Regions from separate parts of the Homo sapiens genome. Here region 2 is linked to region 1. The links are chromatin loops, found by intact Hi-C in ENCODE. Cell type or tissue: PC-9. All regions are shown on one strand.

Evidence for each region. Hi-C counts contacts between places; a loop is a spot of excess contacts. Peaks named below come from ENCODE experiments on the same cell type or tissue, not always from the same donor. Only the 100,000 strongest peaks of a DNase experiment are listed, where the experiment ranks them.
Region 2: a loop joins it to region 1, with 2.5 times the contacts of the local background. A loop is called at or near these places in 4 of 110 quality-filtered maps.

What each region holds. Positions count from the first base shown.
Region 1 is chr20:17,845,078-17,853,077 of GRCh38, forward strand. LOC107985440 (a long non-coding RNA gene) reads right to left here and starts at 5,313. Exons shown (of 3, transcript XR_001754511.2): 1 at 5,088-5,313. RefSeq lists enhancers at 4,267-5,466, 4,808-5,102. In PC-9, no CTCF peak of the experiment used is centred here; DNase peaks (open chromatin) are centred at 4,944 and 5,304; H3K27ac peaks cover 1,174 bases.
Region 2 is chr20:17,553,483-17,561,482 of GRCh38, forward strand. It overlaps a transcript of BFSP1 not described here. Among named protein-coding and RNA genes, the nearest start is that of DSTN, 13 kb to the right of the region's middle. RefSeq lists an enhancer at 3,754-4,469. In PC-9, no CTCF peak of the experiment used is centred here; DNase peaks (open chromatin) are centred at 3,599, 4,329, 5,059 and 5,389; H3K4me3 peaks cover 2,637 bases; H3K27ac peaks cover 5,915 bases.

The DNA.
Region 1 (8,000 bases):
CTTTCTTTCTTTCTTTAGAGATGGGATCTTGCTATGTTGCCCAGGCTGGTCTCTAACTCCTGGGCTCAAGCAATCTTCCTGCTTCATTCTCCCAAAGTGTTAGGATTACAGGCATGAGCCCTCACACCTGACTGTTTACTCTCTATTGAGTACTTTACAAATACCATCTCTGTGAATTAGGTATTCTTATCCCCTGAGCTTAGATAATGCAGCTGAGTTGACGCGGCCTGCTGAAGGTCACCCAGCTACTAATAGTGAATCTAGGTTCAAACCCAGGGCTGCCAGAGCCCATTCCCTTACACTGGGTCATGTTACTAAAAATGCCAAAAGAGGCTGGGTGCAGTGGCTCACGCATGTAATCCCAGCACTTTGGGAGGCCAAGCCGGGTGGATCACAAGGTCAGGAGATCACGACAATCCTGGCCCACATGGTGAAACCCAGTCTGTACTAAAAATACAAAAAATTAGCCGGGCATGGTGGTGGGTGCCCATAGTCCCAACTACTCGGGAGGCTGAGGCAGGAGAATGGTGTGAACCTGGGAGGCGGAGCTTGCAGTGAGCCAAGATCATGCCATTGCACTCCAGCCTGGGTGACAGAGTGAGACTCCGTCTCAAACAAAAAACAAAAAACAAACAAACAAATACAAAAATTAGCTGGGTGTGGTGGCGCAGGCCTGTAGTCCCAGCTACTCAGGAGGCTGAGGCAGAAGAATTGCTTGAATCCAGGAGATGGAGATTGTAGTGAGCCAAAATCGCACCACTGCACTCCAGCCTGATGACAAAGCAAGACTCCATCTCAAAAAAAAAAAAAAAAAAAAAAATGCCGAAGAGCTAAGTCAGGGCTTTGATCAAGAAAGGCGAGAAGGCAGGGTTGAGCTCTTCGCTTGAGAGAAGGGGTTAGCTGGTGATGTTGTCATAAGCCCACGAGGGGCCACAGCTCTAGACCTGAGTGCTACACATTGACCCTCCTCTTGGCACCAGACACTGCCCTGCTTGTCATTTCTGTACGGATCAGGGTCCCAGCACAAAACCAAAACCATGCTAGATCTTCCAACCCAGGGAGTTTAATAGAGGGAACTTGTTTTGCAGCTTTGAATTGATGAACAGCCATATGAGGATGTCGAGGTCACCCAGAGGTTAGTAACAACAGGAAGCCACTGCTACCATCACTAGGGCTGGGACAGGAAAGGACAAAGGGACAAGGTGGGGTCATCAGAGTTGATGGTTCTGGGGCCTCTGGCAGGAGCTGGAGCCGCAGCAGAGAGGCAGCCACTGCCTGACACACCCCCAGAAGCAGAGCAGGGAGACACACCCTGAGCTCTCCCCGCCTCTGCCCTCCAGGCTTCTACTCACTTGTCCAAGCCTATCTGAAGCCAGAGGGCAGGGGCCCTGGAAGGGACCCTCTCCACACTGTAGAACAGAAAGCAGAAAGGAGAGAAAAGGGTCTGAGAGAAAACAGGAGGAGGCCAGACACAATGTCTACCCCAACAACTGCCCTTCAAGGTCATTGTTTTTACCCCATTGTAGAGATGAGGAAACTGAGGAAACACTCACATATCCACACCTGCACCTACACATGTACACATCACATACACATATGCACACATACAACCATTATGCACATCATACACACAGGCTCACTGCTTCACTTTGAAGAGGTTAAATGACTGAGCCAACCAAGATGAGACAACTTTTAGGTTGGTGGAGACCTAATTTAAACCCAGGTCACTATATCGGTTTTCACAGCTCAGGCCAAACTGGTCACCTCCAGGACTTTGTGAATCATGAAGAATCCAACAACAAAACAACAGCAACAACAGCAACAACATAACAATGTAAGAGACCTTGAAGTTCCAAAGGCTTAGCCCGTGTGGGGCCAAGGGTCAAGGGCCCTCGGATGATGATGGTGCTCGTGTTTCCCTCTCCTCCTCGGCTCCCTAAGTCCCAGCTGCAGAAGAACATTCTATTAAGCCACAGCCAGCACTCTGGTTTTGGGGACTAAAGGCAATTTTTATTTCCTTCTTTGTGCTCTTCTCTATTTTCCAGAAGGTTTTGTTGTTGTCGGTTTTGGGGGGTTTTTTGTTTGCTTGTTTTGAGACAGGGTCTGGCTCTGTCGCCCAGGCTGGAGTGCAGTGATGCGATCTTGGCTCACTGTAACCTCCGCTTCCGGGGCTCAAACCATCCTCCCACTTCAGCCTCCTGGGTAGCTGGGACTACAGGTGCATGCCATCCCACTAGCTAATTTTGTATTTTTTGTTTCGCCACATTGCCCAGGCTGGTCTCGAACTCCTGGACTCAAGCAATCCTCCTGCCTTGGCCTCCCAAAGTGCTGGGATTACAGGTGTGAGCCACTGCACCTGGCCTATTTTCCAGTTTTTTGTGAGGAGCATGCACTGCTTTGTTACTGGGAAGGACAGATCATCTTTAGGCAATATTACACGGTAGCAGGCCCCAGATGAAGGCTTAACAGAAAGAAAGTTGGGGCAAAAGAATGGTGGCAGGAAAGAGGACTGGCCAATACAGATGGCGTGTCACCGTCCTGCTCCCTCCTTCCCTGGAAGTGGACAAAACCAGGCACCATTCACATGCCATGGTCTGGGCTATTCTTAACATACCCTCACACATATGCACGCAAACCTCAGGTGCACAAATAGACACATGCACTTACACATATGGCACACATAAATATACACACACAAAGACACACACACACCCTCACAAGCACGCCTGCCCATGATGCATGTGCATACATACACTCACATATTTGCTCACACATTCACACACATATAAACACACCTCTCATGCACATACACACTCACATATTTGCTCACACATTCACACACATATAAACACACCTCTCATGCACATACACACTCACATATCCACACGTGCACCTACACATGTACACATCACATACATGTATGTACACGCACAACTATTATGCACATCGTACACACAGGCTCACTGCTTCACTTTGAAAATCGGATTTCCAAAACTTTCCTAGCACAACCATCTCACAAGGGTGTCTCTGGCCTCCTCCTCTGAGCAGCTCCCAATAACGCCTTCCAGGAGCAGGGGTGCCTTCTGTCTGGGCCCCAGAACATGCACTGCAGGTGTCGTCTCAGGGTGGGCTCCAAAGAGCATTTCCCTCTGTAACCACAGGCTGGGAGGCCCAGCCCATCCCCTTGAGCACTGGGCAACCCGTCGGCACCCAGGAGCTCAGCTCTCAGGAAGGCTTCCAGAAGCTCCCTTCAAAACCTCAGAAGCAGCTCCATACCCTCAGGAGAGGCTGCAGTTTGCAGAGTTCACACTTCCCTGGAGGAAGCCTATGAAGCCAGACCCACCTGGGCCCTCAGAAAGGCCCCTGGAGTCAGAATGCTTGGATCCAGTCCCTGCTCCTCTCTGAGCCTTGGTTTTCTCATCAGTAATGGAACAGACCTTTGAGCTCTCATCAAGAGCTTGTAGCTAATACTATAGACTGAGCCTCTCAACCTTCAAGGCAGCTGGAGAGGAGTTTAATTCAGTGGATAACATGCACCCAAAGTCCTTAGCCATCAGTGTTTATTGCTGGGGGTTCCACAGTCCCTGCTGATATAAATATATATGTAACTTGCTCCCCCCAGAGAGCCCAGATGGCTGGGAGGTGGAGGGGAACTGCACACACCTGTGCAGTCACCCTCACCACCCCTACAGGTTAGCCACAGCCCAGTGGTTTGGCAAAAACATCTGCCCCATGCTTCCTGGATAACATACTGAGCAGCAGAGACCCAGGATGGGAGGGGCAGCTGGGAGCTGAGGGCCTCCGGGATGGTCTCAAACAGGAAGGGATGGCAGGTGCTATGCCTGCAGGTGCGGGGACAGGGTCACATGAATCAGGTAGGCAAGGCATGGGCCTGTGACTTTTGAGGACCAAGGAGGGGGACATGCTCAGGATGGGCTGAAATGTCCCTCTGTCACCTTCCAAAGGGGGTGCCTAGCAGAGATCCAACTTAGGGTTTTTGCTTCTTTAGAGAAAGCCATTGTCAGCTACATCGCAGAATGGGTGGGAATAGGAAGTTAACTTGGAAAGACATGAATTGTCATTCCTTGGAAAAGGGGAATGAGCTTCCAATGGTCCAAGGAATCAGGAATGAGTCCACTGGGAAGCAGGGTAACTCTGGTGTCCCCAGAGAGCCAGGTCTGCAGTGACACCAGGAAGCCCTGCAATCGTGCTGGGCTTTGACCTGCTGGGTGAGGCCCCTGCCCCGGGCCTCAGGCCCTGCCGAACTCCATGCTGGCTCTTCTGGGCCATAGTCCTCCCCAGAGTAAGGAGTTGGTGAGGCCAAGGGGACATGCCCAGCTAGATGATCACACACATCCCCTTCTAGAAGGTACCCCTCGTCCTGAGGGTGGCCAAGGGGACGCTGTCTGCAAGAGAATGATGGAGTGTGGTTGGCCAGATGTGTGTGCCCAGGGCACCTCAGCATGAAGGGGACTGGGAGGTGGGAAGGGAAGGAGAGGGAAAAGGGAGGCCTCCTACCCAGGCTAAAGTCCCCACCCAGTGATTTCTGCTTAGACTGGCCACCCTTGTCATAAAGGAGGCCAGGAAAGGTGACTGTGCTATGCTTAATAATACAGACTCTGTAACTGGTAAGATCAGGAAAGACGATTGAGGGCAGGCAGCTGGCAGCCTTTCTGTGCTTCACTTTTCTACTAAATGCAGCAGAGGGGAGAGGGTTGCCCCACCCCAGAGAGTCCCTACCACAGAGCAGACCCCCTTAGCACCCAGGATCACTCCAGGAGCTGAGGACTATATCCAGCACCCACACCTTAAACTTGACTAGATGCAATTACTCAACCATACACTCACATTTTCCTCAGCTGGCCACTGAGGTCAGAGCCAGCTAGACTGGACTTCCTGCTGCTGCCCTGGAGATCCCTGTTGGCACTGGAGACTCCTGGACACAGAACGTGTTATGAGTCAGAAGCAAATGTGGAATTCTCTACTTCCTGCCGTCACCCACACGTGGGGCGTATCCGCTACTGCTGTATAACAAATCATCCCAAGAATGTAGTAGTTAAAGATAACAACGGTTTACTTTTACTCACAAGTCTGTGGATGGTCTGAATGGTTCTTTGGATCTGGACTGGGCTCAGCTGGCCTCAAATGGGCCTCACCCCTGCATCTGGAGGGAGCTGCTGGCTCATCTGGGCACTAGCTGGTCCCGATGGTCTCAGCGGGAACGGCTCCTTCTGCTTTGCATTCTCGCCTCCTCTGGGAGGCTGGCCCAGGCATGTTCACAGCACAGGTTGGACGGGTTTCCAAGGGAGCAATGGAAGTGTGCTGGGCCTCTTGAGGCCTGGACTTGGTTGCACCACGTTCTATTGGCCAAGTCGCAAGACCAGCGTGGATTCAAGGGGTGGAGAAATAGACTCCATCTGTTGATGGGAGGAGCAGCAAAGGCACATCGTGAAGGGATATGATAGGGGAGGGAATAACTATGGCTATTTTTGCTTACAAACAGCTTACTACAGGAAGTGTGGCCATCTGCCCTCCAGCACAGAGTCAGCATGCAAGCTGCCCTGGAAAAATTCCTATGAAATTTTTTTTGCAAACTTGTGGCCATTTGGAGGTTACGTGGTGAGAACATTCAGATATACGTAGATATCTGACCATGGTAGCTGCAGCACTCAGGGCCCCACCAGAAAAATAGAGCCCCAGCCAAGTAGTTCAATAGTGAATTAATACTAGAAACTACAGCTTGACCTTTGAACAATGAGGAAGTTAGGGTCATCAACTCCTCACGTAATTGAAAATCCACATATAACTTTTGACTCCCCAAAAAGTTTAGTAATAGCCTACTGTTGACCGGAAGCCTTATTGATAACACAAACAGTTGATTAATGCATATTTTATATGTTATAAATATTATTACTGTATTCTTACAATAAAATAAGCTAGAGAAAAGAAAATGTTATTAAGAAAATCATATGAAGGAGAAAATAAATTTATTGCTCATTAAGTGGAAGTGGATCATCATAAAGGTCTTCGTCCTCATTGTCTCCATGCTGAGTGGGCTGAGGAGGAGGAGGAAGGGGAGGGATTGGTCCTGCTGTCTCAGCGTGGCAGAGGCAGAAGAGGATGAGAAGGTGGAAGGGCCAGCGGGAGAGGCAGGCACACTCGGTGTAACTTTATGGAAATATATCATCATTTTTGTTTGACTTTTTTCCTTTCTCATTTCTCTGAAAATGTTTCTGTACAGTACCAATTCTTCTTCCACCATTTGCTTTAGTTTCAGTGCCCAAACCATAGAAGGGTCCATGTGGTAAAAAAAGTCAAAACTGACTTTTTTTTTTTTTTTTGAGTTGGAGTCCTGCTGTCACCCAGGCTGGAGTGCAATGGCACGACGTTGGCTCACTGCAACCTCTGCCTCCCAGGTTCAAGCAATTCTCCTGTCTCAGCCTCACAAGTAGCTAGGACTACAGGCACACGTCACCACACCTGGCTAATTTTTGTACTTTTAGTAGAGATGGGGTTTCACCATACTGGTCAGGCTGGTCTCGAACTCCTGACCTCAGGTGATCCACCCGCCTCAGCCTCCCAAAGTGCTAGGATTACAGGTGTGAGCCACTGCACCTGGTCAACAATCTTAAGTCATTGGAACCCTTCTGCCAGATTGTCTAATGTCAGTCTCTTTTCTCACAGTGCGTCTTCTATGTTCTTTTTTTTTCCTGAGCCAGTCAAATTTAGCAGTGGGGGTTGTATACCAACTTCAGTGACACTAACGTTAATAAGTTCTGATAATCCACTACCATGTCTTGTTTCTCATTGTCCGGCTCTGGTTCAGAAGCATTTATCTCTATCAAGTTGTCTTCTGTTAATTCCTTTGTGTGGTGTCTGTTAGCTCTTGAATTTCTCCAAAATCCATATCTTGAAACCCTTCACTCCCCAACCTTGTTGCCATACTCACAATCTCTTTTCTTGATTGGCTGTGTCATAAATCCTGTGAAGTCATGCACACCTAGACACAGTTTTCTCTAGCAGGAATTTAATGTCTCAGACTTGATGGCTTTCACAGCTTTTTCTATAACAACAACGGCATCTTCGATGGTGTAATCCCACCAGACTTTCATGATATTTTCTCTATTGGGGTTCTCTCTCATAGCACTGACAATCCTTTCCATGGAATACTGTGTGTATTGAACTTTAAAGGTTCTTATGACCTGATCTAGAGGCTGAATTGGAGACATTGTGTTTGGGGGAAAGGAGACCACTTTGACACCTTCGCTGTTGAACTCATGGGGTTCTGGGTGGCGAGGGGCATGGTCCAGGGTCAAGAGAACTTTAACAGGCAGTCCCTACCTCACAAGGTACTTTCTGACTTCAGGAACAAAGCATCGAAGGAACCAGTATAGAAAAAGAGCTCTCCTTATCCAGGCCTTCTTGCACAACCAAAAGACTGGCAACTGGTGCTTATCTTTCCCCTTCAAGGATCAGGGTTTAGCAGCTTTATAGATAAGAGCAGTCCCAATCACAAACCTACTGCATTTGTACAACACAATAGAGTTAGCCCAACCCTTCTTGCCTTAAATCCTGGTGCTCACTTCTCTTCCTTACTAATAGATGTTCTTTGTCCATTTTTTTTTCCAGAATAGAGTACCTTCATCTGTATTTAAAAACCTGTTCAGGTAGACATCCTCTCTCCTCAATGATTTTCTTAAATCATTTCTTTTTTTCTTTTTTCTTTTTTTTTTTTTTTGAGATGGGATCTCGCTCTGTCACCCAGGCTAGAGTGCAATGGTGCGATCTCGGCTCACTGCAAGCTCCGCCTTCTGGGTTCAGCCATTCTCCTGCCTCAGCCTCCCAAGTAGGTGGGACTACAGGCACCCGCCACCGCGCCCGGGTAATTTTTTGTATTTTTAGTAGAGATGGGGTTTCACCGTGGTCTCGATCTCCTGACCTTGTGATCCGCCTGCCTCGGCCTCCCAATGTGCTGGGATTACAGGTGTGAGCCACTGCGC
Region 2 (8,000 bases), 290 kb before region 1:
AATTCATTGGCAATTCAGTGATGAAGAAAACAAAGTACCTATACTTATGGAGCAGATATTCTATTAGGGTTAAAGAGACAGTAAACAACTAAACAAATATACAGTGTGTCAGTTGCTGATAAGTGCTTCAAAAATCATACAGAACAGAAAGAGGATAGACAGTGGAGGCAAGTGGGGTGGCAAACTACTTTAGATAAGGTGATCATCAAGGCCTTTCGGATTTATTAGTAGAGAGCTCATCTTATACCAGTTAGAATTGGGATCTTTGAAAAGACCTGTTAAAAATATATAAACATATATATATATATATATACACACACACACACACACACACACACACACATATATATATATACACATATATATACATATATATACACATATATATACATATATATATATACACACATATATATTTCTGATGGCAAGTCTGAGTAAATACAAGAGAAGTCACAATTTAATTATCTTTGGCACAAAGATAATTAAACTACAGTTGCAGATGGCATATTTTTAGCATTAGGGAATAGAAACTATTATGTACAGTATTATGTCCCCCAAATTTAAAATCTACATAAAATGCATGATTTTCTAGAAAAAAAGACAAAGTGCCAAAGTTGACTCAAGAAATAGAAAACTTGAGAAGAACAAAAGAAAATATAAAAATTAGTTTAAGGCTGACTTTGTTAGATTTATGTTTAAGATCAGGTCTAAGGACCTGCTGGTTTCTCAGGCCAATACTATCAAAGCTTTAAGGTACAGGTAAGTCTTGCCTTATATAACTTGTTCAGAGAAAAGGCAAAGAAGGAAATAGTCCCAATTTATTCTTTATTTTGTGTTTTCACAAACACAAAACCAAAATAAAACATAGGCCTTCCTTGTGAAAATAAATGTAAAGATCCTAAGTAAATGACTAATAAACCATATCTAGCAGTAGTTCCAGAGAACACACCTCAAGCCCGAGCAGAATGTATCATAGAAGGCCACAATTGTTTGGCATTAGCGAATCCATTAATATAATTTACTACATTAACAAATTAAAGGAGGGGAACACCTAGTTAATGAAACTAAATACCCACCACTGATGAAAAGTCTTACAAAAATAAGACAAGAAATTTATTTGACATATTAAAGGATATCTGCCAGAAGCCTAACAGAAAGAGCAGAACAGATGATGGAATATTAGATGCTTTTCCACCAAAGTCAGGAACAAGATAAGGATCGCCACCAGTCAGCATTATGCTTCCAAACCTAACCCATGCAATGACAAGAATTAGAAATTAGTTATAAAAATTAGAAACAAAGAAATAGAACTCTCATTTGTTGCTTATATCTCATTCCCATAACGTCTAAGAAAATTAAGAGGAAAAGTATTAGAATTAATGAGGGCTCAGTAAGATGGCTGGCTATAAGACTAATAAACAAAATCAAATGTTTGTCTTTAATAAACAATAATGAATTATAATTAACTAAAAATCACAAAATACCTTGAAATAATCTAATTAAGCCATGCATAGACTCTACATGAAGAAAAGTAGGCCAGGTGCAGTGGCTCATGCCTGTAATCCCAGCACTTTGGGAGGCCGAGGTGGGAGAATCACATCAGCCCAGGAGTTTGAAACCAGCCTGGTCAACAAAGTGAGAACCTGTCTCTACAAAAAATTAAAACAAATTAGCCAGGCATGGTGGTGCATGCCTGTGGTCCCAGCTACATGGGAGGCTGTGGCAGGAGGATCTCTTGAGGCTGCAGTGAGCTGTGTTCGTGCTGTTGCGCTCCAGCCTGGGTGACAGAGTGAGATCCTATCTCACAAAAAAAAAAAAAAAAAAAAAAAGAATAGTACAAAGTTTTACTGAGAGTCACAAAGGAATGCCCAAACAATTACAGAAACATGGCCGGCAGTGGTGGTTCATGCCTGTAATCCCAGCACTGTAGGAGGCCAAGGTGGGCAGATCACCTGAGGTCAGGAGTTGGACACCAGCCTGACCAACATTGTGATGTCCTGTCTCTACTAAAAATAGAAAAATTAGCCAGGCATGGTGGCCCACACCAGTAATCCCAGATACTTGGGAGGCTGAGGCATGAGAATCGCTTGAACCCGGGAGGCAGAGGTTGCAGTAAGCTGAGATTGTGCCACTGCACTCCAGCCTGGGCAACAGAATGAGACCCTGTCTCAAAAAACAAAACAAAATAAACAAACAAAACAATAAGAATTACAGAAACATGCCATGTTCACAGGTGAAAAGAATCAATATTGTAAAGATAATGGATTCCCCACAAATTGATGATTAAAAACTGTGCAATACCAATCAAATACCATCAAGATTTTTAAATAGAACTTCACAAGAAGATTGTCAAATTCATATGAAAGAGAAAATGTATAAGGATAACTAAGGACAATTTTTACAAGAAGAACAAGGGCCCATCAAATATTTAAAATATACAATAGAGCCAGAGTAATGAAAAAGGTGATATTTGTATAAGAATGAAGAAATCAGTGGAGAGAATAGAGCAAGCAATAGACCCATGTTGGTCCATTTCTACATGGGAATGGAATAGATGGTAAAAATGACATTTTATACCAATGGGAAAGGATAAGCTAGTTAGACAAAAAGTTTTGGGGAAAATGGATATATATTTGAGAAAAAATAAAGTTAGGTATCTCACAATATATAAAACTAATTCCAAATGAAATCTTGGTGGTAGAAAGGCTTTCTTAAGCAAAATTTAAAATACAATCATCAGCCGGGTGCAGTGGCTCGTGCCTGTAACCCCAGCACTTTTGGAGGCCAAGGCGAGAGGACTGCTTGAGGCCAGGAATTTGAGACCAGCCTGGGCAACATAGCAAGACTCTACAAAAAAATACAATAGTTAGCTGGGCATGGTGGTGTGTGCCTGTATTCCCAGCTACTTGGGAGACTGAGGTGGAAGGATCTCTTGAACCCAGGAGTTTGAGGATGCAGTGAGTTAATGATCACACCACTGCACTCCAGCTTGGGTGACAGACTGACAGCCTATCTCTAAAAAAGAAAAAATTAAAAATAATAATAAAAAAACACAGGAACACAAAACTATCTATTACTATCTATTGATCTATCTATCTATCGTGTGTGTAAATAAGCAAAACCTGGAAGGACAGACTTTGTTCTGCACATTTTAAACCAGTAGTAGAGCTTAAATTTGGTGAGGAGGGAAAGAATTGCAGGGGAGTGAAGGTGACATTTTTCTACCCAGAGTTTTTTTTTTAATAAGAAGACATTCCCAGATAATTTATATAATTAAATTTTTTAAAACGACCTCTTTATTATTATATAAATATGTGGCAGGAAAATTAATAGGGAACATTTATTTTCTTTCTTAGACATTTTCAACATTTTTTTCCCCTGATAAATCTGTATTTTTTTAATAGCCAGAAAAAATGCACCAAAGTGGTTTCCCTTCTGAAATTATTTTTAATGGTGTTTGGCTCACAGCAGAATGATCCAGGCCCATCCGTGTCCTGGCTCAGGGCCCAGGCTCTCTCCCTGGCAGCCAGCGAGGTGATCTTGCCAGAGCTATCCCAACTGCTGCCTCCCTGGCTGCCAGCATCACCTTGGCTACCTGCAGAGACACTCCTGCCACTGCCTCACTGGTGGGGAGAGCTCCCTCCTGTTGCAACACTGATTAATATAAGATGAGTGGAAAAGCAAAGGGAGGGCAAATACAGAGGGCCAGGCCGTGCAAAGGAGAAGTCCGTTTCTGCAGCATTGATACCAGGTCCCACGTCAATCTCTCTGAATAATCTGGCCCTCGCAGTTTCTCTTTGGAGAAATTTGAGATACGCTTCCCAGCAGCTGGGTCAAAGGGCCTTTGAATACAGCGCCTCATTGCATATCCCTTCCCACCTGCACTGGTGTTGCAGACCATGGGGGGCACCTCATCTCTCCCCTACCTCAAGGGGGCTTCTCTGCAGGAGCTTACAGAATGGCTTTAGCTTTCTCTGCCCCCCTATGTCCCCTACAACGTATTCTAGTGACTCAGTCCTGGGCCCTCCTGGCTCAAGGGAAGTCCATATATCCATGAGTGGTTGTAGGAGGGTTGCCGGCATGACCCAGCTAACTTACTGAATCACCTTTTCAGATTTGGTGCCTTCTTCCAGGTCTCTTGCCTGGGACCTTCATGCGCCTAACAGTCTCTTTTGCTGTTTTATTTGAAGCATAGAATTGTAGCCTGAGTCTTTCCTCAGTTTATTTTGTGATTGATCCTCCTTACCAAGTGTTTATCGTGGTTCCAGTGTGTGTGTTGGGGGGTGATTCTAAAGAACACTGCTTGTGAGTCACGCTGCTCTGTTAATAAACCTGTTATGCAGGAAAACCCAGCTGAAAGGCAGATCCAAGCTGCTCACTCCCAGCTGTTAGTAAGTGGATACAATGGCCTTTTCATTGGGTATGAATTTTAGTCTATTATATTTTCTTTAGAAACTAAAATCAGCTCATGAGAAGTTAAAGTAATGCTGACTTTGTTTCATAAGAAATAAAAACTCGACTCAGGAGGACCCCAGCCATTATTTGTGGCTCACATTCTCTAAACTTCATCTGAAAAGCTGATATTCCAGATTCCTTACATCTCTCCAAGATGGCTAGCATCTTATACACACAAAGATGGGGGGGGGTTTTACTCAGCAAGAAAAATATTTATTTTCCTTTTTTTTTTTAGGAGAAAAATACTTGTCTCTTCAACCTCATTAATTTTTATGATGCGTAAAATTTTTTCATTACATTAGCCAAAAAGACTCTGGACTGAATAAAGTATAGCACCCAAACCATTTAAAATGGCTTCCTGACTGGGAAGACACTGCAGTCATCTCAGGGAAGTTTCTGGCCTTGGGAAAAACAAATGGAACTTTGGCCGTTCAAGAAGGGAAACTCAAGAATCCAGGCCTTGCGTGCTGCTCTTTTTTCTCTGAAAGCTTTTGGAAGTGGAGCCACACTTTATTTACCGAATATGCACTTCTTGTTTCTTGTAACCATGGTGCTTTAGTTGAGTGTGTCTTATGTCAGACTACTACTGAGCCAATATTTATCATTTTAGAAATTTCCATGAGTCATAAAACAAATGTGCAACCCGCTTGCTGTACCTTCTACGGGAGTTTCTTTCCTAGAGTTCTTTAAAGCAAAAAGAAAAAATGCTAAACCTAGAATCCAACACTTGCCGTTTATCAGAACACTTACATACTTTCTCCAGCATGGAGGCTCCTTCTGTGAAATTTGAAAATCCATTCAGCTCACATCCAAGGTGTGCTGCCTGCTGCCTGAGGTACCCTGCCTACCCAGGACTCCAAAACCCTCTCCAGAGGGCCAGGTCTGGGCTGAGAAAGAAAGGAGGCTTTAGAGGTTTGCAGAGAGGAAGTGACTCACTGGCTCAAGGGGTGGGAGGGAAGGCTTTCCACAGGATAGAGAATATAAATGAGCAAGCAATTCCTTCCACTTCCAGCATGGAAAATTTTACTAGGGGACCACCTCTTAATGACTGGGCCTGAATTTAGTGACCACTCACCTCCACTCCCCCTTCCAAAAAGAAGAGTAAAGAAAAAAAAAAAAGCAGGACCAATTGCAAGATGTGATGTTGTTTGCCTCATTTACACGTAAGGATGTTGAAGCTAATGCTGTTTGATCTCTTGTGTCAATCAGCTCCCTTTGCCCAGACATGGATAGTTGGGAGAACCACATTAAGTCTACAATCTAGAAAACTACAGCAATTTATTGCTTTTGCCATTAAAAAACAACAACAACAACAACAACAAAAACAAGTCCTCTAGAGCCCTGTTTTGTCTAGAGCCCAAGGCCTAGAGTTTATAAATCAAAATTTAAGAGACTGCGTTAGTATTACTAGAACAGGATACTTCACGAATTGCTAAGACTGTGCCAGGCACTCAGTATCTCTTCTGTGGAGTGCAAGCATCACCTTTTAGAGTTAAAAGGGTCAAATTAGTCAACATCTTGAGTTTACAGGTGAGGACAAGGAGTCCCAAAGGGGTGCACCTTGCAGAGGTCCTATGGCTACTTAACAGTAGGGCTAGGCAAGACTAGAATTTGTGTCATCCAGAGCACGAGTCCCCACCCCTGGGCCATGAACCAGTATTGGTCTGTGGCCTGTTAGGAATGCGGCGAGTGAGCATGACCACCTGAGCTCCACCTCCTGTCAGATCAGCGGCGGCATTAGATTCTCATAGGAGTGGGAACCCTATTGTGGACTGTGCATGCAATGAATCTAGGTTGCACGCTCCTTGTGAGAATCTAACTAATGCCAGATGATCTGAGATGGAACAGTTTCATCCTGAAACCAATCCCCCGCCAACCATCCCCCTGCCACCCCGTCTGTGGAAAAATTGTCTTCCACAAAACCAGTCCTTGATGCCAAAAATGTTGGGGACCTCTTATCTAGAGTCAAATACCTCACCGAAGGACTGGCAGTGGAAATATTGGAGCAAAACAGTTACAGTAAAAGGCACTCAAATTTCAAATCATGACCATTGGCCTTTGGCTATCTGTTTTTGGTGTTTGTTTTCCTTGAATACAACTCAGAGTTCCCTCATCAGGAAGAGCTGGGTTTCTTTGGCTGAACCATCATTTGACATCCCTCCTGCTACCCCCGAGAAGACAGGAAAATTAGGAGGTAAGCCAGAGCAGACCCCAAAGAAAATAAAAAAACAGGGAGGAAACCCATTACATATCTACATCTATCTTATGTATCTTGGTCCATAGGGTCTAATTTTTTTTGGTAGGACATCAGGCATTCTCTTCCTCCAAATATCCAACTTTGAATAAACCCTCCAGCCATCTCTTCCATATTCATATTTGCCAACATAAGTGACGAATGATGTCATTAACAAACACTCACTTCCTTCCTCTGTGGATGCTCCACTCATCAAAGATCCAGTAACATCTCCCTGGTGTGATCTGCTGCACCAGGTAGGATCCTGAGAATTCCCAAGGGAACTTGGGCCAAGTTTATCTTGGCATTTCTGTTTTCACTTGTGATCTCCTTATTCATCTTCATATTCCTGGTAGCTAACATGGCCGCAGCTGGCACACAGTAGGACCTCAGGAAACATCCTCAAATCTAAATGAAAAAATGTTCAGTTAGATTTGACAGTGGCTTCCCATTGTGAATATAAACAAGTTGCCCACCTGCATGCACTGGTATCACCTCCATATCCCAGCAGGGCTTCAGCACTGCCCTGACATTACCTGGCAGCCTCTGGGGTGGGCGCTTTGCTGGTTCTGAGTTTTTCCTGCCCTGTAGTTGCAGCGGGTGAGGCAGAAGTCTGCAGGGAATAATGGGACGAGCTGGGGAAAAATGAGTCCCAACCAGAGAGCTTGCCACAACCAGCCCATTGCTGTCTGTGACATGCTTTTTCCTCCTCTGACTGTCACTTTCCTCCCTTTCTTAACCACCGTGTGAAACAGTCCTTTCATTTTTTCTAAAGTGACTTATTCTGAGCTTTTAGAAAAACTCTCTTGTTTTTACATGTTAAGGTTTACTGTGAAATTTCTAGTCTCTTCATTCCTATCCTTCATGATTTTATGACTTGTGATTACACTCAATCCTACATGCTGAAGAGTCTGAACTCATTTCATCTATCCTTAAAAAAATGCTTGATTTCCTTGTTTTCCCCTTTCTGAATATTTTGTGGTTCATTTTTCTTTCTCCGGAAGTACAACAACCGGATCAGAAGTGTAAAAAGAATGTATCATGGAGGTTGGGCATGGTGGCTCATGCCTGTAATCCCAGCACTTTGGGAAGCCAAGGCAGGCAGATCACGAGGTGAGGAGATGGAGGCCATCCTGGCTAACACAGTGAAACCCCGTCTGTACTAAAAATACAAAAAAATTAGCTGGGCGTAGTAGTGGGTGCCTGTAATCCCAGCTACTCGGGAGGCTGAGGCAGGAGAATCGCTTGGACCCGGGAGGTAGAGGTTGCAGCGAGCCCAGATCGCACCACTGCACTCCAGCCCAGGCAACAG